Regions from separate parts of the Homo sapiens genome. Here region 1 is linked to region 2. A link is a loop called in an ENCODE intact Hi-C map of the cell type or tissue named here. Cell type or tissue: PC-3. All regions are shown on one strand. Each heading gives the region's core, and the rest is flanking DNA. Links, peaks and the distances in the headings are about the cores only.

What was found. Peaks named below come from ENCODE experiments on the same cell type or tissue, not always from the same donor. Only the 100,000 strongest peaks of a DNase experiment are listed, where the experiment ranks them.
Region 1: it touches region 2 in a loop (7-fold over the local background); 1 of 110 quality-filtered maps calls a loop at or near these places.

What each region holds. Positions count from the first base shown.
Region 1 is chr10:35,631,135-35,634,058 of GRCh38, forward strand. No RefSeq gene overlaps it. Among named protein-coding and RNA genes, the nearest start is that of MIR4683, 8.7 kb to the right of the region's middle. In PC-3, for the core only: CTCF peaks have their summits at 1,097 (motif pointing right) and 1,300; a DNase peak (open chromatin) is centred at 1,097; H3K27ac peaks cover 1,284 bases.
Region 2 is chr10:36,670,484-36,673,407 of GRCh38, forward strand. No RefSeq gene overlaps it. Among named protein-coding and RNA genes, the nearest start is that of ANKRD30A, 450 kb to the right of the region's middle. In PC-3, for the core only: no CTCF peak of the experiment used is centred there; DNase peaks (open chromatin) are centred at 778 and 1,368; H3K4me3 peaks cover 869 bases; H3K27ac peaks cover 1,586 bases.

The DNA.
Region 1 (2,924 bases), core at 119-2,618, 1.0 Mb before region 2:
CAGCCAGAGTCAGGAAAACCTCCGCACTTACTTGGGAAAGTGGATTTCACTTTCTGGGGCTTTGGTTAAGGACTCTTAACTTCTTGTATGATACCCAGAGACAGAGCAGATTTCTGCACCAAATGAATGCTATCTTATAATTCTACAACTTTAACAATGTGCTAGCATGAGGTAAGGTACTATCAGGTTCCTTTTAAAGAGGTGAGGTGAAGACACATGTATTGACACGCATTCAGGATTCCCCTGACCCACTGTTGGCTTGACCCTTGCTTCCTGGGCTACAATACGACCCTGCACCCAGTCTTAGAAAGTCAGGCCTGTCTTTGGTCTCTGCAGACTGACTGAGGTTTCATTTCCAGCTGAGTTGGTCTCAATACATAAACATCTACTGAACAAGAAGAGAATATTTTATTTTATTTTATTTTTTAAATTCAGGGAATACATGTGCCAGTTTGTTACATGGATATATTGTGCAATACTGAGGTTTAAGCTTCTATTGAACCTGTTACCCAAATAGTGAACATAATTCCCAATAGAAAGTTTTTCATCTTGCCCTCTTTTTTCCCTCCCACTTTTGGAGTCCCCAGTGTCTATAATTCCTGTTTTTATGTCCATATGTAGCCAATGTGTAGTTCCCCCTTAGAAGTGAGAACATGTGGTATTTGGTTTTCTGTTCCTGTGTTATTTCACTTAGGATAATGGCCTCTAGCTGCAACCATGTTGCTGCAATGGACATGATTTCATTCTTCTTTTTGTGGCTGCATAGTACTCCACAATGTATAGCGTACCACATTTTTAAAATCCAATCCACTGTTGATGGGCACCTAGGTTGATTCTATGTCTTTGCTATTGTGAATAATGCTGCAATAAGCATATGAGTGCAGGTGTCTTTTTGGTAGGAAGATAATATTTGAATATCTTTACTAACTAACACATCCACCTTATTGATTCCTCCTAACTTCACAGGTTGGGTTTAATTTCTAGTTTAATAGAATTATACCCTATGTGCACAATTCTTTGTTATTTCCTTATAGGTGAAAAAACAGTTATCAAAAACTGTGTACTGAGAAGTTCTTTCTTGGGGCCAGGTGAGGGCACTCCTGTCATCTCCCAAATACCTCTCAGGGTGACAAAAAGAAAAAAATAACTGCTTTTGTTTAGTCAAGTTAGATGACAATAGCTAGTTTGCTTAGCTAATTTCTATTTCTATATATCTATATAGATCTATATGTCTACAGATCTACAGATTTATATATCTATAAATACATCTACATATCCAGATCTGTATCTGCATATATTTCACTTTGGATGATAATACCACATTCAGTTACATTCACTGGTTTTCAACTCTGGCGGCACATGGGAATTGCCTGGGGAAGTTTTAGAAAACTTTGAATTCTCAGCTGGCACCCCCCAAAATTCTGATTCTGTTGGTTTGGGGTGCAACATGGGCATTGGTAATGATAAAAAAAAAACAAAAACATACCCCAAGTGCTTTTAACATGTAAGCATGGTAAGAACTACTGCTGGAGTGCTAGTTAATTAAAAATGGGCTTGTTAGGGGTGAAAATATTAGAAATTGGTTTTCTAATTTAAATCAGTGTATGATTCACCTGCATGATAAACATGGTGCTATAAAAGCATGCGTTTGTCCCCTGTGAAGAATGGCTGTGCCCCAGATTCGGAAAGCTATCCAACTTGGGTTGTTTCACTAACATTGATCCTAACTTTGCCTTTTGTCCTGGGGCAATTCCTTCCTTCCACCTTTCTCTGGCTACTGGCTGACCTTTTCAGCTGCCACCCATGCTCTTGGCCCCCTCCCGGGCACAGCCTGCAGCATGAGTCTGCTGGGCCAGTCAAGCTCTTCCTCAGGTTGCTCTGTCATTGCAGAGATTTCTGGGACGCTCTCTTGGGTTCCCTAAGCCCTTTTCTCTCCCTGATCCCTGCACTGGCCTTCACGGCACAGTGGTTCTGCTGTTTCTCCTTCTGCCTGGCCGAGGCCAGGCTCTCCCTGAAAGGCCCTCAGGCCTCTGCCAGCCAGGGCCAACACGTTCCACATTTGGCCCCTCTCCCCATGTGAACTCAATCAGTAACAGAAGCCCATCTGACTAATAGAGGATTAGTCCTCTCTCACACTGCTATAAAGATACTCCCTGAGACAGGGTCATTGACAAAGGAAAGAGGAGTAATTGGCTCACAGCTCCGCGTGGCTGGGGAAGCCTCAGGAAACTTACAATCATGGTGGAAGGTGAAGGGGAAGCAGACACATCTTACACAGTCACAGGAGAGCGAAAGAGAGAAAGAGGGAAGTGCCAGACACTTACCAAACAAGACCACTTGAAAACTCACTCACTATCGGAACATCAAGGGGGGGAATCCGTCCCCATAATCCAGTCACCCCCCACTAGGTTCCTCCCTTGACATGTGGGGATTACAATTCAAAACGAGATTAGGGTGGGGACACAGAACCAAACCATATTACTCCCAGTCACTGTGCCTTCTCACTAAGCTAGAACACAGACTCTTAAATGTGGAATTTATTGGAACACGGTGGCTGTAGAAGGCAAAAGGCAGGTGAGCTGGCCTAAGTTGGCCAGGATCCCAAGAGGCAAGCCTTTCCACAGTGCTCCTCTTGTCTCTGAAGGATGGGCGTTCACATTTCCTGTGTAGGCCACCACCAAACTGTGAGAGAACTCTGCTATGATTCTGTAACCAGGTAAACACAGCCCTGGTAAGTTGCTGTATCAGCTATGAATGCATTTTTTTTTTTTTTTTTGAGATAGACTCTTTCTCTATTGCTCATGCTGGAGTGCAGTAGCAGATTCATAGCTTACTGCAGGCTTGAACTCTTGGACTCAAGCGATCCTTCTGTCTCAGTCTCCCAAGGGACTACAGGCATGCATTACCACACCTGGCTTTTTATT
Region 2 (2,924 bases), core at 294-2,793:
TTTCCGCTTTCTGGACACACCAAAGTGTAAAATTCAAATAGATTTTTGTCTGTAAGACGGTTACCACAAGATAATTTTATTGAATTCTACCTAAAAATAAAAATAGGGTGAGTCCTAACCACTCTTTTAAACTATATTTAACTGGAATTCCCTACAAGATTTTTAAAACTGTATTTTTAAACTATATAATCCAAAAGGTTTTGTGGGGGAAGTTAGTAAAAACACAAATTGATGTCCATTTCCTCCCATTTTCCATGTGCTTCCTTTGGTTAAATAAATATTCTAAAAGCATAAAATGCCTCATGTGTTGTGAAAACCTCTGAAAGGCCTCCATATGGTTTCTACTCAATTTCTCACTGGCAGATTTATAGTGGTGGCTGATGGGTGGATAAATCCTGCCTCAACCCAAAACTACTTGCCAGACTTGAATTTGATTGAAAAATGAAACATAACAAAAGCAAATGTATAACAAATATTTTCAGTCAGCAAACATGAGTTTCAACCCGGTTAACACCAGTGACCAATGCATTGGACCAGTTTGTCTCAAACATGCCCACAAGAAATGACCTGGGCGGAATGGCCATTTTGCATGCCAGGTTTTTCTCAAGTACCGTATTGCACCATAGGAACATTTGACCCCCTACTATTGCCATGAATAAACACCAGAAACTTAAGTGGAAAAAAATGCAGTGACCTGTCAAAAAAACTCAGCTTAATTTTTGGCAATTCACTGCATATCCTGGTTTGAATGAGTCCAGTTGGCACATTATATTGACAGTACTGCTGCCCCGAGAGGGTTTTATGGTCAGGGAGTGATTCACAGGACCACACAGCACCTCTGAAGATGGGATTGTTGTGATCTTAGGTGTCATCAAATATAGATCTGAACTTTAATAACAGAAATCTGTACCAAAATACATCAATGGAAATATCACATACGACATCCCTTAAAAGCAAACTCTATTGGCCGTGTGCGGTAGCTCACTCTTGCAATCCCAGCACTGTGGGAGGCCAAGGCAGGAAAATCACCTGAGGTCAGGAGTTCAAGACCAGCCTGGCCAACATGGCAAAACCCCGTCTCTACGAAAAAGTACAAAAAAATTAGCCGGGCATGGTGCTGTGTGCTTGTAATCGCAGCTACTCATGAGGCTGAGGCAGGAGAATCGCTTGAACCCAGGAGGTAGAGGTTGCAGTGAGCCGAAATTTCGCCACTACACTCCAGCCTGGGAGACAGAGCAGCAGGGCTCCGTCTCCAAAAAACAACCAAAAAAGCAAAGCTCTATTTAGCAAAGTCGGCTTGGTATGCTTTAGGTTTATAGGTTTACAAGAAATTGAAGGTGATGTTTATTTAGGCATGTAGCTGAGAAAATCTCGAAATACTGGAATTCATGAAATGTAGACATTTAGTCATACCATAGGCATCTTCTTAGTCCTTTGGAAATGTTTTGTCTTTATCACATATAAAAATGAACCTAGAGAACTGAAAATCATTTTTTTTTCCTCGATGGACAGAATAGGGGCTTCATCCTGGTTCATGTATTAATTCTTTCATTTCAGAAGCATTTATTGAAAACTTCCTTAAAACCAAAAGTTGTGACAGGTCTGGGAACACAAATATTTACTGTGCAGAAGTTAATTACAGCCTTCTAGTAAGAGAGGGAGAGACAGAGAGAGAGGGAGGCAGGGCATGGGATGGGGGAATTGAGTGATGGATTGAGAGGGGAATACCTTGCCGTTACACACAGAGGGGAAAATCTACACCCTGGGACATATCACTGTTGCTGCTACTTTATTTTAACAAGTGGTGGTAAATAATAGAGAAAAATATAAGTAATCTAAATTCAAATTCATTCATTTAATGGAGACATTGAGTTTTTTTTTTTTTTTTAGACGGAGTCTTGCTCTGTCACCCAGGTTGGAGTGCAGTGGCATGATCTCGGCTCACTGCAAGCTCCACCTCCTGGGTTCACGCCATTCTCCTGCCTCAGCCTCCCAAGCAGCTAGGACTACAGGCGCCCGCCACTACGACTGGCTAATTTTTTGTATTTTTTTAAATAGAGAGGGGGTTTCACTGTATTAGCCAGGATGGTCTTGATCTTCTGACCTCGTGATCCGCCCACCTGAGCCTCCCAAAGTGCTGGGATTACAGACGTGAGCCACCGTGCCCAGCCGACATGAGATTTTTTTTAAAAAAACACAAGAATCCATTTAACAAAATTTTTAAAGTAAAAAGATTAAATACTTTTATAGTTATTTCTTCATGCTTCATATATTTTAATTCAACTTTAAATTTACTAAAAATACATAATTTTATACTAAATTTTTTTTTGTTCTTAGAGAAAGCTAATTAAGAAATGAAGTGGATGTGGTGGCTCACACCTACAATCCCAGACACACAGAAGGCTGAAACTGAAGGATTTCTTGAGCCCAGGGGTTCAAGACCAGCCTGGGCAACATAGTGAGACCTCCTCTCAAATACAGAATGTTCTATACTAATGCTGATGATGGTGATAAGGTGCTGGCCAGCAGGCTAAATGTTTCTCTACATCTTCTCAGTTTGTTCTCACAGTGACTCTATGTGTCGATATTATGTTATCCAAGTTCTATGGATCAGATGTATGAGGCTTAGAGGGACTATCAACTTAATTGGAGCTAAGAAAAATACGCAAGTCTGCTTGACTCCAAAGCCATGCTGATAAATCGCTATGCTGTAAGGTGTTTCCATAGCTGCATAACACTCCATCTATGAAAATATTGACTCCACAGAGAGCACTTAAGGCTCATGGTGGCCTAGAATTCCAGATTTCAGAGCCAACAGAGACCTCAGAGTTCATGTAACCTGTCCCATTCCTGGAGCAGCACACACTCACTCACTTCCTCAAGCTGGACATTTAGGGGCCTTTCTCTCATTTTGTTCATGTGGC